Linked DNA regions of Homo sapiens: region 1 is linked to region 2. The links are chromatin loops, found by intact Hi-C in ENCODE. Cell type or tissue: endothelial cell of umbilical vein. All regions are shown on one strand. Each heading gives the region's core, and the rest is flanking DNA. Links, peaks and the distances in the headings are about the cores only.

What was found. Peaks named below come from ENCODE experiments on the same cell type or tissue, not always from the same donor. Only the 100,000 strongest peaks of a DNase experiment are listed, where the experiment ranks them.
Region 1: it touches region 2 in a loop (3-fold over the local background); 8 of 110 quality-filtered maps call a loop at or near these places.

The regions. Positions count from the first base shown.
Region 1 is chr3:14,789,108-14,794,478 of GRCh38, reverse strand. No RefSeq gene overlaps it. Among named protein-coding and RNA genes, the nearest start is that of LINC02011, 20 kb to the left of the region's middle. In endothelial cell of umbilical vein, for the core only: a CTCF peak has its summit at 2,982 (motif pointing left); a DNase peak (open chromatin) is centred at 2,978.
Region 2 is chr3:14,874,141-14,879,511 of GRCh38, reverse strand. The region is part of intron 2 of FGD5 (FYVE, RhoGEF and PH domain containing 5); the gene reads right to left. Among named protein-coding and RNA genes, the nearest start is that of FGD5, 58 kb to the right of the region's middle. RefSeq lists an enhancer at 191-692. In endothelial cell of umbilical vein, for the core only: no CTCF peak of the experiment used is centred there; a DNase peak (open chromatin) is centred at 2,331; H3K27ac peaks cover 431 bases.

The DNA.
Region 1 (5,371 bases), core at 66-5,065, 85 kb after region 2:
AGGGCTGGAGCCCCCTTCCTGTGAGGAGTTGGCCCTGCTCAATTTGGAACAGAGCAAGACTATCCCTGCCTAGGGGGGAGCAGATGAACCTCTGTGCCCAGAGGGCAGAGTGGGGTCCACGAGACATCCCAGGGAGGTGGGTCCCAGCTGAGAGTGAGGAGGAACTTTTTCCTTAACTACCTATTTCCAGAATTGCATCCCAAGTGCCTCCTACCCCTTTTCTTGCTTTATCTTCTCCCTCACAGTGTTTGCAATTTCTAGCATACCATACATTTTATTAATTTTTTGTACTGTGTCCCTTTACTAAAGTGTCAGCCCCATGAGGACGGGAGCGTTTGTTTTGTTCACTGCTGTGTCCCTTCCACAACCATTGTTATTGTTTCTCCCACTCAGAGCTGTGCAGAAATGGGATGAGCTGCTGAATAGGTGGTGAGTGCCCCATCAGGAGAGGCGAGCAAGCAGAATCTGCCTGGCCACTTAGCAGGCATTCTGTGCAGGGGGATCCCAGTCTTCATCTGCAGTTTTCCTACCTAGGTGAGGTCCGGAAGGGCCTTTGGGTCAACAGGAGACCCCCCTGGGCCTCCCAGGGTGGCGAGGGGCCTGGGAGTCAGCCATCTGGAGCACCAGAGCTCTCCAACTGGGTCAGCTTCTGTTTATGTTCTTGTCCTGGCCCATCCTGCACCCCGGCCCCACCCTTGGTGAGCTTCAGTCCAGCCTCAACTCTCCTCCCAGCATGAGGCCCTTGTGTTTTGGAAAATCAACCGGCATCACACCAGACTGAAAATATCTCAAAATATCGCTTGCGACTTCCTCCTGCTCCCCGAGGCCCCGCCTGGGCGGGCAGCAACCTTTCCCTTGCTGTTGATTTTCAAGAAAGGCTCTTCCATCACTGGGATGCAGGGAATTTCCAGTATTTTTCTTCCTCTGGCCCTTTTTTTTTTTTTTTTTTTTTGGCCTTCAGAGGCCCACATTGTGTTGTCCTGACGCAGCTCCAGGCAATGTTTTGCCCCAAAGGCCTGGGCTGGGTCAGCGAGGTTTGGACCAGCAGCCCTGGCTCCTTGGGCGCAGGAACAATACCTCCATAATTCACTGAAAGCTCCCCTCGGATGACTTTTTCCTGTTGCTGATTGTCTCCAAGTTCCAGACCTGCACAAACTGCTTTTTCCCCGCAGCTAAATTTAAAAGGGCCAGACCCTGGAAACAGTGCACTAGGCTGCCTTCACCGTGGGGGCAAAGGTGGCGGAGGCTGGATGGAAGTAGAGCCCTGAAGCCACCGCTTCCCTGCCAGCCCTGACACACATACACAGGTGGCTGCAGGACTGTCTTCATTTTAATTCCTCAAACTGCCCTTAGAGCTCCTTGGGCCACAGCCACAGATTGTGGACTTCAGAAAAGTTACTAGATCTGTAGAGGTCAGAGGGGCTACAGCCGAGAAGACTTAAGGAGTCACATGTGCTGTCCCAGAGCTGGGGAACAGGCAGGTCTGGAGGTCCACAGGGTGATGCCAGATCCCACTGCGGGGTGGATTCAAAGGGCAGGAGGAGATTCCGCTCAGGCAGGGCAGAGCAGGGAGAGCACAGGCATCCAGGGGAACAGCTGAGCCCCTGGTCGCTGGAGGGTGCAGACACAGGTGGCATGCCTACCCACCGGGGAAGTGGTCAAGGGCTGACAGTGCCAGGTGAGGGTCAGGTGCCAAGAGGGCCCTTCCCGGTTCTTGCATTTGTGGCCACCCCGGGCCGGCAAGGAGGGGCTGCGCCAGCCATCTCAGAGGTTCCAGCAGCCTTGCCCCTCTGCCCACATTGGCCTAGCCTGTGGCTTTTGACAAGTGTAGAGTGAAATCCTCTGGGCTTGACTTCTAGCTTTGCCACTGACTTGCTGTGTGACCTTCCAAAAGCCTTTTGCTTCTCTCTGCCTCAATGTCCCCATCTTCAAAGTGGGAATAAGAAGAAGCACTTACATCTTAGGGCTCTTATGAGGTGTAAGCAAGTTAATACTTATAAAGTGTTTATATATATATATATTTATTTATTATTTTTTTGAGACAGAGTCTTGCTCTGTCGCCCAGGCTGGAGTTCAGTGGCATGATCTCACCTCACTGCAACCTCCGCCTCCTGGGTTCAAGTGATTCTCCTGCCTCAGCCTCCTGAGTAGCTGGGATTACAGGCGTGGGCCACCATGTCCCGCTAATTTTTGTATTTTTAGTAGAGTCGGGGTTTCACCATGTTGGCCAGGCTGGTCTCAAACTCCTGACCTTAGGTGATCCACCCACCTCAGCCTCCCAAAGTGCTGGGATTACAGACATGAGCCACTCACTGAGCCCAGCCCTATAAAGTGTTTAGAGCAGTGTCTGGCACCGAGTAAATAGGATTTAGAATTATTATCATTATTATTGAAGGACTCCAAGGAGGGCTTTCCCTCTTCATATGTCAGAAATGGAGGCTTTTTATGTTACACATTGCCTTTTCTGGGGTAAAATTTAAGCCTCCCCCGGAAGGAGGAATAAATCCCCAAGGTCTGGGGACCTGGCTTGCTCCCTAATAGGCTGGGCCTGTGGCAGGGACAGCCACTGGACACATGGTTGAGTCACACGTTTGGGAAGGGGCACAGCCCCGAGGCCCCCTTCCCTCCATTCATCCCCTGCTCCTCCAGCCCACCCCTTCCCAGGCACTCGCATGGAGCGTGGGAGCTCAGCCTACCTGGCATCCCTGTCATCTTATCATCCTGGGTCAGCCACCGGTTTGCCAGGTGACCTCAGCCGGTCTCGTCATCTCTGTTTCCTCACATTCCAAGGCTGCTGAGAGGGACAGAGGACATGGTGCACAGAGCTGGGGGTCGTGCCATGGAAAGTCCCAGGGGACAGAGGGCACAACTTGCTGCTGTTCCTAAGCCCGAGTACCTGGGTGCAAGGTGAGAAGGCAGGGAGTGCATCCAAACCCTGCAAGCGGGACGGGTCTGGCCAGTGCAGAGACGCCCCCCAGTGGACTGGAGGTGACAGGAGCACTGACCGCATGTAAAAAAAGAGTCCTCAGAACCTGGCTAAGGATGGAACAAAGGCTGAATCCCCCGACTCGTTCCCACATCCCAGAGGACAAGGGAGAGGGGAGCAAAATATCACAGAGAGTGGGAACAGACACAGCAAGCACCCTGAAATGAAAGGAGCACACCAGCCAAACCTCAACACCCCTGGAAACGTGTTTATTCAGGGCCATTTCCCACATGCCAGAGATATATACATCATCTTAAGGATGTTTGCCACGTCTTATTTGTTGAATATCTTTCACTAAATCCATCCACATTTTCAACTTAGGTGTATTTAAAAAGGAAACTTCCAATTACTGCCTTGCTTTGCCATAAATATAAGGTCACTGTAAAATGGACAGACCGGGCATAAAGCTACATTGTTAAATTCTAGCCAAATACTGTTGCCTACCCGAGGCTGTGAGCTTGAGACCTGCTCTGCCTTAGTTAAAAGGGGAAAATGGACCAGTTTGGGCAACATGGTGAGACCCTGCCCTGTCTCCACCAAAAAAAAAAAAGAAAGTTATCTGGGCATGGTGGCACACTTGTGGTTTCAGCTACTCGGGAGGTTGAGGTGGGAGGATTGCTTGAGCCTGGGAGTTTGAGGCTGCAGTGAGCTATGACTGTGCCACTGCACTCCAGCCTGGACAAGAAAGCAAGACTCTGTCTCAAAAACAAACAAAAAACCAAATACAAAAACAAAAACCCAAAAAGGGAAACTGGCAAGCATCAAAGAGCTGTTCAAGTCGGGGTGGCAGCCACCTGAGACTCCTTGATGGCATGGGAGGATGGGAACAGATGGGAAGGAATATCTTTCTCACTCTGTTCCTTTGTGCTTCCACCTAAAATAAAGCAGTTTATGCTTGAAAATACTAACAAGGTAAGGCCGGGTGCAGTGGCAAACGCCTGTAATTCCAGCACTTTGGGAGGCCAAGGCAGTAGGATCACTTGAGGTCAGGAGTTCGAAACCAGCCTGACCAACATGGTGAAACCCTGTCTCTAGTAAAAATAAAAAAATTATCTGGGCATGGTGGCACATGCCTGTAATCCCAGTTACTCGGGAGGCTGAGGCACGAGAATTGCTTGAACCCGTGAGGCAGACGCTACACTGAGCCAAGATTGTGCCACCATACTCCAGCCTGGGCGACAGAAAGAGACTCTGTCACAAACAAACAAACAAAAGAAAATACGAGGTGAGCATTCCTGCCATCCCTTGAGAGTCCCCTCCTGACTATCTCCACATGCCCCAGGCCAGCCTGTGGAAGAGTCCTGGATCTCAGACTGGGGCATACTAGGATGTGGCCCACAGCCCAGCTCTCAGGGGTGTAGGTCATTTCCATTACCTCCTTTATAGCGTACAGCCCCTCCAGGATGTTCTCCTTCCCCAGCAATCTCTTCCCTGAGCCGAGGTCCTGTCCCTGCCTCTTGCACCTGCAAAAGTGACAGGTTGGATGGGGACCTGCAGAAGGTGGCAGCAGCCCTCTCCGCCAGGCCATGCTGAGTGCGCAGCTCTAATGAGCACAAATAGAACCCAGTCCCCAGTCCTCCTCCCGAGCCTGCTGCTTTACAGTCTCTCCCACTCAGGAGAAGCAGCCCTATCTTTACAAAACACTGACGTCATTCCTGCCTCCTCTCTTTCTCTCTTGCCCCAAATCTGATCTGTTAGGACACCCTATTGCCTTGATCTTCAAGACACAGCCACACTCTCCCTGCCTCCGTCTTGCCCCCAGACAGACAGTTCTTTCGGGCAGTCAGAAGGACTCTGCTGAAAGCAGGAGGTCCCTCTTCTGTTCGGCCCCCTCCATGGCTCCCACCTCAATCCAGGAAAAACCCAAAGTCCTTCCAGTGCTCCCCACACACTATTCTGTGTGATGCTATAGTGGTGGACATGCCATACATTTGTCCAAACCCCTAGAATGTGCAACAGCAAAAGTGAGCCTTTATGTAGACTGTGGTCTTTGGGTGGTAATCGTGTCAGTGTAGATCCATTGATTGTAACAACTGCACCACTCTAGTGGGGAGGCTGACGGTGGGGGAGGCTGTGTTGGGGGCGGTGCCGGGGTACCTGGGAACTGTCTGTAGCTTATGCTCAATTTTGCTGTGAATCTACAGCCACTCCCAAAAATAAAGTCTAGTTTCATTTTCAAAATGGAGAGAATGAGAGTCCCTTCCACTTGGAGCTCATGTCAGGCTGGAATGACAGCATGTGCCGACAGCCCTCAGTGCAGGGTCTGAAAGAAGAGCTCAGTAATGTGGAGACCAAAGGGACCACAAGGAGGGGATCTCTGATGGGGCAAAGTCACCCTCAAAGTGTGGCACATTTATAGAACCTGCAGGCTTAAGGAGGGGGAGG
Region 2 (5,371 bases), core at 276-5,275:
GAGCCCCAGCTTCCACACCTATATGATCTGGAAATAGACTGAGATTATGTCTATAAACAGGAAGGATGGGCTGGGCTGAGACAGATGCCTGGGCCTTCTGCCACAAGCAGGCTCCTGCTGGGTGGCCCCAAACCTGCCGGATATCAGACACAACTAGTGGCTGGGATCCAGAGATGCAAAGACACGCTGTGGCGGCCTGATGAAATAGACGGGGGAGGCTGTGAATGTGCAGGCGTGGCTGGCAGCGGTGGCCCATGGCAGAGCAGAGGGCACTCAGCTGGGAACACCTGCCTCCTGGTACAACTCTATACAAATCACTTTCAAGGTCAAGCCTCAGTTTCCTCATATGTGGACAAACTAACCTCTAAATTCCCTTCTGTGCTGAACCTTGTGTGTTACTAAACTTAAGAAGCCACTCGTCAAGTGAGTGATCCACTCTAGTGATGAGAAAATCACTGCTGAGAAAGTCACTGCATAGTGTTGTGGTTAAAAGCATGGGCTCTGAGGCCGGGCACAGTGGCTCACGCCTGTAATCCCAGCACTTTGGGAGGCTAAGGCGGGTGGAACATGAGGTTAAGAGTTCGAGACCAGCCTGGCCAACACAGCGAAACCCTGTCTCTACTAAAAATACAAAAAGATTAGCCGGGCATGGTGGTGGGCGCCTGTGATCCCAGCTACTCGGGAGACTGAGGCAGGAGGCGGAGGTTGTAGTGAGCCGAGATTGCGCCATTGCACTCCAGCCTGGGCGACAGTGTGAGACTCCGTCTCAAAAAAAAAAAAAAAAAAGCATGGGCTTTGGAACTAGGCAGTTTCCTGTCTCTAACTCTTATTTGTTGAACAAGTCATTTAGCTCTCTGTGCCTCAATTTTCTTACCTGTGAAATGGGCACAGTAGGAGAATAGTATCCAGCACACATGCATGTCATAAGGATCAGATGAGTGTCTATATAGAGAATCTCTCACACTTGGAACTGTGCCTGGCACACAGCAAGCACTATGGAATTATTGGCCATCATTATCCTTGTTGTTTTTGTCACTGAGGTGGTGCCAGGAACAAAACCAAGTAACCAGGGATAGAAGAAGAAAAAAAAATTTATAGAATCGAGTAAGGGAAAGGCCTTAACTGCAAAATGAAGGCTGGGCCACTCCTCTGACAGTAGCAGCAGAGACAGTGGAAAGCAAATGGACTCTGGAATCAATCACATCCATTTCAAACCCAGCTCCAGCACTGTTTCATGGTATGACCTCTGGTGAGCCCTTATCTCTGAGCCTCAGTGTTTTCATCTGAGATCTGGTAGAGAATAACCAACCCGGTCTCACACACTGGCTTCTTGAGGATGCCTTCCTGACTCAGGGCCTCTGCATGTGCTGTTCCCTCTTCTTGCAATGCTCTTCCCCAGATCTTTTCATTTGTATTTTCTGGTTCCTTCAGGTCTCTGCTCAAAAGTCACAACCTCAGCACAGTCATCCATGACTGCCTGACCTAAAGAACACCCCAAATCATTTTCCACCCCAGGGTTTCTCCATCTTGGACTGTTGACATTCTGAAGAATAGTTTTTGCTGTAGAAGCTGTTCTTACGTATTACAGGATAACTAATGGCATCCCTGGCTTCTACCCACTGGATGACAATAGGAGCCTCTACTCCCTCAACCCCCACTGTGACAATCAAAAATGTCTTTAGATACTGCCAAATGTCCTAGGGCTTGGGGTGATGCAAGACGTCACCCCTGGTTAAGGGCCCCTGCCCCATCTTTATCCTGCTGTGCTTTTCATCAGAGCAGACACACATCAGAGCAGCCTGGGCTTGCCCCTCTGCACTCAGGCTTCCTCACTCCGGATCCTCAGAACGTGGCCACAATGGCACAAAGACAACTATGCTGGAAGTCAAGATGCCTGGATCCTCCCCCAAACAAGGCCATGGGTGGCTGTGTGACCGTGGGCGAGCCCCTCTCAGATGCCTCTGTTTCCTCATCTGGCAAACAGGTGGGCGTTCCTATCCTGCCAGGATGAGGTCAGATGATGGATGGCAGCCGTCACACCATACCCAAACTTCTGGAGTTGCCATCATTACCACTGTTACAATCTCCAAGCTGTCGAGGACAGGCTTTTGGTAGGGTCCAGACACGGGCCCCTCTGCACGTCCCACCCAGCCCCTCCTGCCAGACGTGCAGATTCTGGGTGGGACGCACGGGGCAGTCCTGCTTCAGTGACTCTGCGATGATGGATGTGTCTTCGCCAGGCGGCCAACGGGGAGGCCTGGCAGGCTGTGTGCCCGAGGCACGCAGAAACTGCTTCTGGGCGTTGCCCAACTGGGCCATTTAATATAGATGTTTGTTTAACCAGGAAATGAACTCCGAGGCTGACGGCAGAGTCCAGGGACAGGCTTCTGGGAACAGGGCTCCTCCCAGGAGCTTGGGGGCTGGGGGTGCCAAGGCCCATGCTATTGCTATGGCATTTCTCAAGCTGAAGCTATGGGTGTTAACATCAGGCCACCTGCCCCTGCCTGAGGCTGTCCCCAGGGCTACTGGCCTCCTCCCTGGTCCCCAGCAAACCAGCTGGTTCAACACTTGGCTATTCTGGGACCCGGGCAGGTCGGGAGGGGTCCAGGGAACCTCAGTGTTAGACAGCGGGTCACACAAAGAGTCAAGAATCCGGGTCCTCTGTCTCCATGCCTTAGTTTTTCCAACTGTAAAACTGGGTGCTCAGCCTCCTTCGAGGACATCAGTTCCCAAAATATAGCCTGAGAACCTCTGAGGTATGTAAAGTCCTACCTTTTCCAACTACATATCTGTATGAGCCTAGATATTATTCATTTAAGTCAACCAAAACAATTCCAACCAACCGAGTGGGGAAGTGGATAGGTGAATCCAGCTACCTTCTGTTCAGCCAGACATTAATATTTGTAAAAATGTAAAAATGTCACTCTTTTGTTTTTTCTTGATTGTTTTAGAAAACAGGGTGGTTTATTTATTTATTTATTTATTTATTTTTTGCATAAAAGTGCTACTTGTATTAACATGTAATGGGTTTGTTATTTTAAAATGCATTAAAAGATGTTTCAAAATTTTCTGATTTACTTTCTAATGTGGTAAACATTGCAGAGATGTGATTCACAGAAACAAAAATTCTTTGGGGCCCTCGATCATTTTTAAGAGGGGAGGTGGGTCTGAGACCAAAAAGTTTTGAGAACCACTGTTTCAGAGGCTGTCACACAAAGACAGCAAAGGGTTGTGGATGGAAAAGCTCTTCATAATCAGTAAAGAGCTACAGGGGAGTGAGGCATTAGCATCGCTTTATTATTACAGAGGCCAGGGAACCCCAGGCCTTTTGGCCTGTCCCTCAGGATGGTCCCCAAGTATGCCCAGGGTCCACACAATCCTTCCCCACCATGTCCTACCTGTGGGAGAGGAAGGAACAACCTCAAGATGCCTATCTCGTCGCCTCCCCTCTCTGCGTACAGGCCTCCTGGGTCCACACCTGCTCGGCCTTTAAGATGGCGCAGCCTGATGTTAACAGCCACCTCTTTCTTTCACTGGTCTCTGCCAGTCCTTTGCCAAGCTCCTCGCCCCCAAAGCCTCTGTGTCTGGCTCGGCACACACCCCCATCAGTTCACACCTGTCCCCCTGCACCTGTGGTCACTGGGCACTCCAATCTGAATGCCCTGTGCTCACCTCCTTGAGACCTCCCTCCTCCTCAGATGTCTCTCAGCAGTGTCTCCCTCCACTCCCTCCAGCCTGGGCCTCACCCACACTCCACACTGCTCTACCTCTGAAGTCCAGGCTTCCCATCCCTCATCTTGGACCCAAGCTCTGACCCTCCCTGTACCCTTGACTGGCCTGTCTCTCATTCACTCTGAGCTCCAGCCTCCTAGCCATTCCCACAGCCTCCTTCTGTCACCTGCACCCTTGAGTGGCTGCAGAGGCTCCCAGCGCTTACAGAAAGGGGCCCCTGTGGCTCAGCTCAGGGCTGTTCCCAGTCCCCTCCACCACTCCTCCATGCCACATGGAGCTCCAGGTGATCCCTTAAGCCCACTCTATTTTTTCCTACCTCTGGGTGTGTTTGGTTCACACAGTTTCCTGTGCCCAGAATCCCCACACAGCCTCAATAAACATCTCTAGGTCACAGGCTACATCTGAGGTGCCCCCGATGCCCCGTATGCGCCAGCCTCTTCAGCCACGCAGCCCCCCTAAAATAACCCACATCCACACACAAGGAAGGGGCCACCTTCCATGGCTGTTTCAAGCCCTGGGGAAATTTTCCTTGTGAGTCTTCCATGTGTTGAGGGTCCCAATGAAGGGGCCAGCTGGAGAATTCTGAAGTCACATCTGGAGACGGGAGAGTGCTCAGAAACCCAGATACATGGGGCACTAGGCTCCAGGAGAACACAGTCTCCAAGTCCCCTGGGGACCACTGGGGCAGGCAGGGAACACAGGTGGGGGTTTCCAGCACAGCCTTCAACAGCTGCTGGAAAACTCAGAGACAGGTACTCAGGGAGAGGTGGCTCACTCTTTATCCCAGCTGTCACCAGGAGCAGGAAGAGGAGGCGGAGGAGAGTGAGTGCCTGCCAGGACAAGCGAGGGGAGAAGGAGGGACGCAACAGTGGCCCCCTGGCTTCCCCAGGACCAGCTGGTCAGTTTCCAGATCATGCTGACTAGTCCAGTTCCTGAAGTTAGGCTGGTGTGACTGTGGGTTTGGCCCAGCTACTTAAAAGACCTTTAATTTTGGAGAGATCTTTGGTTCTGGCTACAGTGTGTAACAAATTTGCAGAAGCAGCATGCTATCTTGGAACACCCTGAATGAGGGATCAGGAGGCCTGATTTCTACTCCTGACTTGGCCTCCAACCTGCTGAATAGCCCTGAGCAAGGAACAAGTGAGAAGCTGCAGTTTTCCTTCCAGTGATCTCCTATATCACTGAAACTTTGTTGAACAGTAGCTTGCCACCTCTCCCTCCCTCCACCCCCGGCAACCACTATTCTACTCCTTGCTTCTGTGAATTAGGCTATTTTATTTTTTAGAGACTTAGGGATCTCATTCTGTCACCCAGGCTGGAATGCAATGGCACCTGGGCTCAAGTGATCCTTCAGCCTCAGCCTCCTGAGTAGCTGGGACCACAGGCATGCACGCCATCACACCCAGCTAATTTTTTTATTTTTTGTAGAGACGAGGTCTCATTATGTTGCCCAGGCTGGTCTCCAACTCCTGGCCTCAAGTGAACCTCCTGCCTTGGCCTCCCGAAGTGCTGGGAACACAGGCATGAGCCACCATGCCTGGCCCTATATTTTAGACACCTCATGTAAGTGCACTCATGCAGTATTTGTCCATCGGTGACTGGCTTATTTCATTCAGCATCAAGCCCTCCAAGTTCATTC